Linked DNA regions of Homo sapiens: region 2 is linked to region 1. Evidence: read pairs that join two places in POLR2A ChIA-PET (ENCODE). Cell type or tissue: K562. All regions are shown on one strand.

Evidence for each region. Peaks named below come from ENCODE experiments on the same cell type or tissue, not always from the same donor. Only the 100,000 strongest peaks of a DNase experiment are listed, where the experiment ranks them.
Region 2: POLR2A ChIA-PET joins it to region 1 with 5 read pairs; 2 of 35 experiments call an interaction of 5 or more read pairs at or near these places.

Annotation. Positions count from the first base shown.
Region 1 is chr1:18,923,724-18,928,723 of GRCh38, forward strand. The region is part of intron 1 of IFFO2 (intermediate filament family orphan 2); the gene reads right to left. Among named protein-coding and RNA genes, the nearest start is that of ALDH4A1, 24 kb to the left of the region's middle. RefSeq lists enhancers at 2,907-3,126, 3,152-3,778, 3,407-3,526, 4,027-4,116, 4,447-4,496. In K562, no CTCF peak of the experiment used is centred here; DNase peaks (open chromatin) are centred at 269, 3,068 and 4,216; H3K27me3 peaks cover 4,258 bases.
Region 2 is chr1:19,170,975-19,175,974 of GRCh38, forward strand. It overlaps UBR4 (ubiquitin protein ligase E3 component n-recognin 4), which reads right to left. Exons shown (of 106, transcript NM_020765.3): 21 at 3,980-4,059; 22 at 3,345-3,473; 23 at 2,465-2,647; 24 at 2,207-2,332; 25 at 1,890-2,119. Among named protein-coding and RNA genes, the nearest start is that of UBR4, 37 kb to the right of the region's middle. In K562, no CTCF peak of the experiment used is centred here; no DNase peak of the experiment used is centred here.

The DNA.
Region 1 (5,000 bases):
CTAGAATGTGCATACCAATCACCTGGGCATCTTATTAACATGCAGAAGCTGGTTCCGCAGGCGAGGGCTGGGGCAGACAGCTCCCCAGTGATGCTGGGCTACAGATGGCACTGAGTGGCCAGGCTCTGAAGACCACACAACCCAGCCCCTCCACCTCACCTCTCCCTTCCTGCCCCGAGTTCTGCACCCTCCCAACCCCACATCTCAATCGTGTTTCCTGACTGCACATACCACACCCCCAGGATGAGCTTGCACAAATGATTTCACGGGCTTTTTATTTCCAAAGCCAGACGGGGGAGGCAGCCGGCTGGCCTGCTCCCAGGAGGTTGAGGACAGACCCCGCATGTGGACAGCAGCTGGCTTGACTGAAGAGCCTGTCGCCCGCCCTGACATCCCTCCCGGCGGTGGTGGAGAAAACCTGGCTCCGCCAGCTCCAGTGTTGACAATGCAGAAAAGCTCTGTCCTTGGATCGTTCTGAGGACTGGCATGAAGGGCCAGGTGGGCGATGTGTTTCTTACGGCACTCCAGACACCTGTATTCCCTGCCCACCCACCCAGAGCCAGGGAGCACTCAGCTTAACTGAGAACTGGTGAACCAAGTTGCTGGCACAGAGATTTCAACACCAGCTTCCCAAGCACAACCCTCCCTCTTCCCTGGGTCTGCCCACAAGAGTAAGGTTTCAGTGGGGAGGGTGTTTCAGGCAGAGGGACCAACAGAAACAAAGAGGGCAGCAGGAAGGGACAGGCCAGGCGCTGTCTGCCACCAAGAGGCGGGTGCACCTACTTTGGATCAGCGGTTTGCAGACATCGTTTCCTTTCAGCCTGCACCATCCCCTCTCCCAGCCCCAGCCCATGGCTGAGCAAACGACTTGCCCAAAGACTGCCTAGGAAGTGGCAGCGCCTGGATTCGAACCCAGGTCTGACAGAATCCTACGCCCGGGCCCTTTAAGGCTGAAAGGGGAAGGAAGGCTGGAGTGAACATAAAGAGATCACTTTTGGGGCACAAAGGCCATTTTCCTCGAGTCTCCCTCAGCAGTCCAGGAGCTGTTCTGTTGGCTGGGGAGGGGTCCTTTCTGGTCTTTTGAAGACTCCAGAATATTGACAGGCCTGCCACTGGCAGAAAATGAGGTGACAAACACATCCCAGTGCTCTCTGCAGGGCCTTTCCATAGATCCCCTCCATCATACTGCACATGCACTGGGCTGGAAAGCTACCCTGTCCCCACTTTACAAGTGGGAAAATGAAGACCCAGGGCCTATGGACAACTCCAGCCACGGCTGACACGGCCTGAATCACTGAGAGCCGCCCCTGCCCACCCTGACCCAACAGCTCATAAAACTTCCAAATCCTTCTCTTTTCTAGCGCTGGATGAGAGAAGGGACATTTATTGATTACCTTCTCGGTGGTATCCACCACATTAGGCACTCATACTTCCCTCTATAAAATCCCGCTGAGCCCTCCCCTGGGGATCATCCCCATGTTGCAGATGAGGCTCAGAGGTCAGGTAACTCATTTCCCCTCTTCCTCTCTCCTCCTCAGCCTCCTGAAACCCTAGCCATTCTCCCAGGCTTGTCTCAAATGTCATCTCTTCCCCAAGCCTCACATCCACTTCCATTGTTTGCCCCACAGCTTAAAGCAGTGGAGGCCCCAGGATCTCCTCTTCCCCAGTGGCATGGTTGTGGGATCCCACGGCACACAGCTCTTGCCCAAAGGAGCCAGTCCCGTGACGCCAGGGCCAGTGATGGCTCCATTGTGTGGTCACCGCCACTTCCACCTTCCCCACCGCCACCGGGGGCTGGCACTCATCTCGGGAGGTCTCAGGCACAGAGATGGGGCAAAGAGGAAGCAAGAGGCAAGTTCCCTGGTCTAGGTGGGAAAACAGGCACAGGAGCCGGGTCTCAGGTCGGGGGTCCAGTCCTTCTGCAGGCCCAGAGAGCTGGTTATGATGATCATTCCTGTGCTTGCTACTGTATTCCCTGCACCTCAAACTGGCTGGGCACTTGCTAAGGAGTCAGACATTTATCGAATGGATTGGTTGGATGGATGGATGGATGGATGGATTGGTTGGATGGATGGATGGATTGGTTGGATGGATGGATGGATGGATGGATGGATGGATGGATGGATGGATTGGTTGGATGGATGGATGGATGGATGGATGGATGGATGGATTGGATGGATTGGTTGGATGGATGGATGGATGGATGGATGGTTGGATGGATGGATGGATGGATTGGTTGGATGGATGGATGGATGGATGGATGGATGGATGGATGGATTGGTTGGATGGATGGATGGATGGATGGATGGATGGATGGATGGATGGATGGATTGGTTGGATGGATGGATGGATGGATGGATGGATGGATGGATGGATGGATTGGTTGGATGGATAGATGGATGGATGGATGGATGGATGGATGGATGGATCCAAAGCTGCACTTACTCCTCAGTGCCCTGATGGCCCTCGCCTCCAGACAGAACTCCTTTCCCCCAGAGCATCCTTAGACTGAACATCCCAGCCCAGGGGCTCACAGGAGGCAAATTCCCAGCATAGCCCCTGCACTCAGCTTCATCCATTCGGCTCCAGAGCCTCTCCTGGGAGAGGCCAGGCCAGGCCAGGGGGAGGGATGGCCAGGGCAGGAAGCAGGCAGGAGAAGGAGAAACCTTCCCTTTCCCACTTCCCACAGCCCTGGGCCAGGGAGGGGAGGCAGGGATGTCAGAACAAAGAGTGCAGGGAGAGGAAATGACTCCACAAAAGCACAAAGCAGCTGAGATCAGGGGCCTCGGCCACCATCTTAGCAGAACAAGCACTCTCTGAGGCTGGTGGCCAGGAGGGAGAGGTGGCAGCACCACCCCAGCCAGATGTGGTCTCTCCGCATTCCTGAGGAGCCACCACTGGAACCACGTGAGGGACGAGAAGTCTCTGCTGGCCTCTGGGGAAAAGGGGTGGGCAGATTCTATGCCAGTCCCCACCCCCACCCCACTCAGGGCCAGTGCCTCCCCCTCTCCCGTCAGCTCAAGATGACACACAGACCCGCAGGAAAGGGACCGACAAGCCTGCCCTACAGAGGGGCGGAAACCCAAGCTGAAGTCACCAGCAGAGGGGCTGACTCACAGATTTTTCACTTCCTGTGCAGTCAGAAAAAGAGGCTCGAGGCTCCCGCTCAGGAGGAAAGTAGGTGCAGGCCCAGCAAAACAATGAAGCCCTCCAGGGACGAACCTGGGGCTCCTGGAGTGAGCATCCCAAGACACCAGGGCAGCAAGAGACGGGTTCAAATCCTGCCCCATCACTTCCCAGTTGCGTGATCTTGAGCAAGTCAGTTACCCTCTCTGGGCCTCAGTTGTCCCCTCTGTGAGTTGGGAAACCAGCCACCCCCTTTCGAAGGTGGCTGTGAGAACTACAGGAAGGGGATGGTGTGGGTAAAAGCACCCTGGCATCCAGCAGACCATGGGTGTTCAGCAGCTCCACGTCAACGGCACAGCGCATGGCTGCCTCCCACCTCCAGAGTTGGGAGGGAGGTGTGGAAATGGCCCACACCTTGCGGGAAGGCGAGCGGCCGGCACGCCTAGGCCGACTCACTCAGGTGAAGGGAAATGAGCTCAGGTGAGGCTGGGCTGGAGCCCTCAGTGGAAGACTTCATTCTGGGCCAAGCGTGGGCCTGGCCTCTGGCAGAGGGCAGGTGGGGGCAGAGAGCAGCTTCCTTCCCGGCGGGTGGAGGGCTGGCACCTTCTCAGCTCCACCCTGGCCTCGGGGAGCTCACCCCACTGCAGCAGGGCTGGATGCAGGTGGCCAGGGAGCTGTGCTGGAGCCCGGCTGCTCAAACCACAGATTTGGCCCAGCCAATGCCCCTCAGCTCTGCGCTGCCCTAGCTCCTGTGTTTGCCCACCTGCAGATGCACAGAGGCATCCTCACAGCAGAGCCAGGGCCAAGCCTGGGGGCCCCAATCAGCTGTTCTTCTCTAAAATAATATCTGAGCTGGAAGAAGAGGCTGCAGGCACAGTGGTAGACCAGGGGAGCCCTTTCTGCAAATGCAGTTTTGCAGAAGCTGATGGATTGGGAAGACCAGAGCAGGCTCCCCGGTGGGGTCAGGGCTGCGTGCCCCCAACAGCCTCCACTTGCTTCTTCTGAGCCCTTCTAGAGAACCTGAAAACCACAACCGAGTCAACTTCCTCCTTGCACACCATCCCCCTCGAATACCACAGACAATTCATATTTAAGGCAGAAAGAAAATCCGATAAGGGAGTGGGAGTGGGGCAGGGCTGGGAATACAATGTGGAAATCCCGCCACCACTGCTAACACAGGGCTCACCTCCTGGGCAGCTCAGCACTGATGCACGTGTGGATGCCTTGCCTCCTGACTTTCTCTCCCACATGGCACGCTGCAAGCCCGTCTTCTCCCCCGAAAATGGACAGCCAATAAGCTCTAGCCCCTGCGCATGAAAGAGGCCCCCTCCTGCCTGCCCCAAGCCCCACCCCCTGGGGACACCTGGCACCACCTCTTGTGGCCTCCCGGCTCCCATCTCCATGGAGCCCCTGATCCCAAGGAAAGGCTGTCTCGCAGACGTGCCCATCAGAGCCCGGCTGCCCAGCTGTACTCTCCAGCTCTCGGAAGGAAAGACAAATTAAATGCCAACTGATTGTCTCCACGGAGGAGGTATTAATTTAATGTGAACACTTAACCAGGGCAGCCGATTCCATTACAGGCGGGCAGTAATGGCCTGAGCAGGACGGAGCACAGGCTGTACACTGAGGATGGGGGCCAGGTTTGAGAAGCCACTAATCAAGTGTGCCCCCAGAACACTGCCACCCACACAGACACACAGAGCTGCTTTCAACCAGAAACGGCAGCCTCCTCCAGGGATCCCAGCGTGCCAGGTCTGCGCAAGGCTGCTCAGGGGAGAGGCAGAGGGGTCTGACATCCATAGGGAAGTTCCCTGTGGAAGAGCGGGTACTGGGCTAGGAAGCAGGAGGTCCTGGTTCATGCCCTGGCTGCGTTG
Region 2 (5,000 bases), 250 kb after region 1:
CTCAGTTTCCTATCTATTTAATGTAGTTGATAGTGCCTGCCCCTTCCTGGTCTCTAAGAATTCCAATGGGTAATCATTTCCCAAAGAATGTCCCCTCCTCTGAAATGCTCCCAAAACATGACTGCCTGACAAGTAAGCCTGAGAAACAGTGAATACTATATCTATCCTCCTTCCCCACCTCAGAAGATTGACAATGTATACAGTAAAGGCTCTGAATACTATATTTTTTAAAACAAAACAAAACAAAAAAAACTGTTTATCCAACATTTTGCAAACTTACTTGACCAGGAACGTTAACAGCTCAGTGTGGAAAGTACTGGCCTATTAGGCCAGATTAGAGTCTGTAAATTCCCAGAGGGCAATGACTTGGTCTGCTTTGGCTACTGCCATAACCCTAGCACCTAGAAAAGTACCTGGCACGTAGCAGCCATACATATTTGTTTGGCTCAAACAAATTTGAGCCAAAAAAAAAATTTGCCTCAAACAACAGCCCTCTATCTTCTGCAAGGCAGTCATACTAAGAGACAAGGTTAGTTAAGTCTGACAAAGATCTAGGTCCCTTTAAAGCAGCATAAAGCCCACAGAGCTGGGCACGGTGGCTCACACCTGTAATCCCAGCACTTTGGGAGGCTGAGGCAGGTGGATCACCTGAGGTCGGGAGTTCAAGACCAGCCTGGCCAACATGGAGAAACCCCATTTCTACTGAAAATACAAAAATACAAAAATTAGCCAGGCATGGTGGTATGCACCTGTCATCCCTGCCACTCGGGAAACTGAGGAGAATCACTTGAACCCAGGAGGTGGAGGTTACAGTGAGATGAGATCGCACCACTGCACTCCGGCCTGGGTGACACAGTGAGATTCCATCTCAAAACAAAAAAGCACCATAGAACAGGAGTGAACACTGAGATCCTACAGGGACCAGATAAAGTCAATAAGCTTAAGAGAGCCCGGTGAAAACTGCTGCAAAGGGAACTAATTCTCAGCTCCAGTCTGTTACTGTTGTTTGGGAAGTCAGGCCCAGTTTTGCCAGTTCTTCCAATTTAAGAAAAGCCAGAAATCTAAACTTGTGAATAATCTCCCAATTTTATATACTGAAATTAACTTTAAATATTTAAACATCATACAGACCAAAGTCTACAGGGCATGCAATTTGCAGTGTTTGTTATAGAAAGAGTTGAATTTCAAATAATTTCTAACTCATTTAGAGATTTTTTTTTTTCTCCAACTACATATCATCACATGTAAAGAGCATTTAAGGGCCAGGCACAGTGGCTCATGCCTGTAATCCCAGCACTTTGGGAGGCTGAGGTGGGTAGATCACCTGAGGTTAGGAATTCAAGACCAGCCTGGCCAACATGGCGAAACCCCGTCTCTACTAAAAACACAAAAATTAGCCAGGCACGGTGGTGCATGCCTGTAATCCCAGCTACTCAGGAGGCTGAGGCAGGAGAATCACTTGAACCCAGGGGGTGGAGGTTGCAGTGAGCCAAGATCGCACCATTGCACTCCAGCCTGGGCGACAGAGCGAGATGCCATCTCAGAAAAAAATTTTTTTAATAATAATAAATAAAGAGCATTTAAGGAGCTTTAACTCAGTTAATAACAGAAATGACAGTGTTTTGAAAAATTACCTTTCTCTGTATCCTACGAGTAAAATCGTACAAAATATTTAAAGAATTATAGACATTAAACTTCCTCCTGACTCCTCCTGCACTATTTGAAAATTTCCTCATCAAGCACCCCTTCATACTAGAGAAGAAAGCATTATACGTGGGGAAAAAAACCCCTAAGCTGAAGAAAGAGAAAAATGTCAAATTCTGAGTCAATGCGGGATCTGCACGGAGTGAAGAGTGCATGTGCATCTCTGGGCAGGCAGTTCGCCACACCTGGTGAACGATGCATAGGTGTCAATGAGTTGCAGCGTGGCTGGAAGTAGGTTCTTGGTAATCTCAGACGACTTATGAGGATCAGTCTCAGCAGCCATCTTAGAAAAATGCTCATCCAAAGAGACCTGGACCTTTGAGATCGCGGCATCAAGGGTGTAGATGGACTGCAGACTGGGAATTTCATGCAGCTGCAAGATGGTGGTACAGTCGATACTACAGAAGGATGAGATCTTTAAAAATATGCAAAATATAATTAGCTGTGGCAATGGGCTATGGTAGAAACCAAGTTCTATCATTTAGGTTCCAATATTACATACCTGTCGAGCGAAGTATTCCTCTACTATTTCAACATCATATTTCACTGAGCTACACTTAGTGGTGGATGCCAGTTCTAGAAGCGAGCTAGCATGCTCAGCCTTCATTCCCTGTTTGATAAGGTGATCCTATTTGGACAGCAAGAAAAAGTGTTTAGGAGATGACTATAGGCAAAGCTTTCATTATCTTCAAATTTAAAAGCTCCAGTAAGCACAAAGCACTTTGGCTTTGAATAGTCTTAGCAGCAAGCTCTGTGTTACCTTTATCCAGTTGACATAGGAGCTGATCCGGAGCCGAGAAGACCATCGCAGAGTGTGCAAGATGTCACATTCGCTCATCTCAGGTGAGTTCATGGATAGCTGGTTAATGTAAGTCTTTGATGGTGGTAAAATTCCTAGGATCCTCCACAGTATCAAGAAGTAATATTGAAGGGCACAGGCCTCCTGGAGAAAGGAAAAGCAGCATAGAGGTAGCACTTGGTATGGCCTCAAGATCTCCCTCACAGTACGAACTACTCCAAATACAACTTTTAAACCAGAACTGTATAGAGTCCTGATTTTAAATTGAGATTTGGCCCCCAAGTCCATTCTCCAGATCTTTCTAGAGAGTGCACCTAGCAGAAAATGGCAGAACACACATACAAATAATTTGTTCCGTATTCTGCACATTTCACAGACCAAAAAGGCTATTCCAAGACAACTTTGGCTCCCCAATAATTTACCAATTAACCAAAAGAGGGCAGGACATTCTGCTTAGCAGACCTGCAATCAGCTATCCGTTTTTGTGGCCTGGAATTGCTTCTAGAATATAGAGACACATTAACAGAGCCATGGAAAAATCTCAAGCGTGAGGCTTTCAATATCACACATCAACCAGTATTGACAGGAGATATAGCACTTGGGGGGGGACCACTAACTCTTAAATTACAGTTCTCTCAATGGTAACCAAAAAAATGCAACAGCTGATTAAATTATCTTTAAGGTGAACATAGCTACACAAACTACCTAGAAATACTCAAGTATCAGTCAGTTTTGCAAATCAATATTCAATAAACTGGTTACATTTCAGAAGGAAATTTCTGATAGAAATGATCAATGATCAAACACAACCCAAAGACTTCTCAGGGTTCCATGGTCTTACCAAGGCTGTTACATTCTTGTTTTCCTTTCTCCTAACTGTATCAAGCTGGGACCCAGCTGCAAGCAGGGCTGTCAGTGCAGCATAAAGCTCATCATACTTGACAAGCTTGGAGAAAAGGACGTCACATGCCTGACATCAAGAAAGAAAGAGAGTCATTTCCTTACTTTTAAAGTATTTTTTCCTACTGCCTATACACTATCACTTATCCTCATGATTGACAAAATATCCCATCAAATCATAATCATTAATTTCTCCTTGGAACAGATTCCCATTCTGGGACATTACTCACACTGTTTGCAAGCTATTGTGAGCACACAGCTGCTGGCTTTAGAATAAGGGAGTAAGACAATTATTTTTGTCCATTAAAATACTTGCATGTGAAAAATGCTAACAAAGACTGTCTTCAAAAATCAAGTGTCAGAGGTGCCAATCCAGAAAGGACAAACCCCACAGCAAAAGTGCACCCAACAAATAAATATCCAAGTAACATTTTCCTATTAGAATAAGCTCAAATCGTAACACAGACCACATTTCCTCACTATAAAAAGTCAGTCATTCCCTTTCCCCCCAGTAGGCTGATTCTGGTGGAAACCATCTGACCCACATATAAAATGCAGTTTTAAAATTCCTAGTACCACAGAATCAAGTCGGTTCAAATCATCCTCTGAGGCTTCTGGGGACAGGACACAGTAGAATCTGGGGTGTGGGACAGCATCTGAAAAGTAATATGCTGATTAAAAGAATGGTTCCATTCTTAACTCTATCTGACTAGTATGCAATGTAAAACTCAGAAAATACTTTATAATAAGGTTTCCCAACCTTAACAATATTGACATCTGGAGCCAGATAAGTGTTTGCTGTGGGAGGCCATCTTATGCACTCTAGGTGACTTAACAGCAGCCCTGGCCTCTACCCCCTGAATGCCAGTAGCACCCCCAGTTGTGACAACCAAAAATATCTAGACATTGCCAAATGTCCTGGAGGGGAGAGGGCAAAATCACCCATTGAGAACCATTGCTCTAAGAGTTAAGTAGGGTGCCCTAGAATCAAATCAATCAACAAATTATATCATTAGTCTGCACACATTAAACTTACATGCTGTTTCCCTAACATCAAATAGTAAAAGATAACAGTAAACTCACACTAAGGCTTCACAAAAGTTTCCACAAAACACACTTAACATCTAATAATCCTCAGGGTAAGTGCAAACACACACTAAAAATGAACACAACAAACACTTCATCCAAAGAACAGACAATTGCTATATGAGAAAAACACTAGAGATAATCTCATGTTCACATTCGTTTCAGACCAGCATATCACCAAGACCCAAAAGGAAATTTAGCTATACATTAGAACCACAACTCTAAGGGAAAATAAGGAAAATTAATGACACAGAGTGGCAAGAATCCATATACTGTACCCTATGGCCAGACACGAGGATTCTGATTTCTTGTGTCTCAATTTATTTTTTAGTTTTTATGTTTTTTTTGAGACAGGGGTCTCACTCTGTCAACCAGGCTGGAGTACAGTGGCGTGATCACAGCTCACTGCAACCTCAACCTCCCAAGCTCAAACGATCCTCCCACCTTAGCCTCTCGAGTAGCTGGCACCACAGGCACGTGCCACCATGCCCGGCTACTTATTAAAATAATT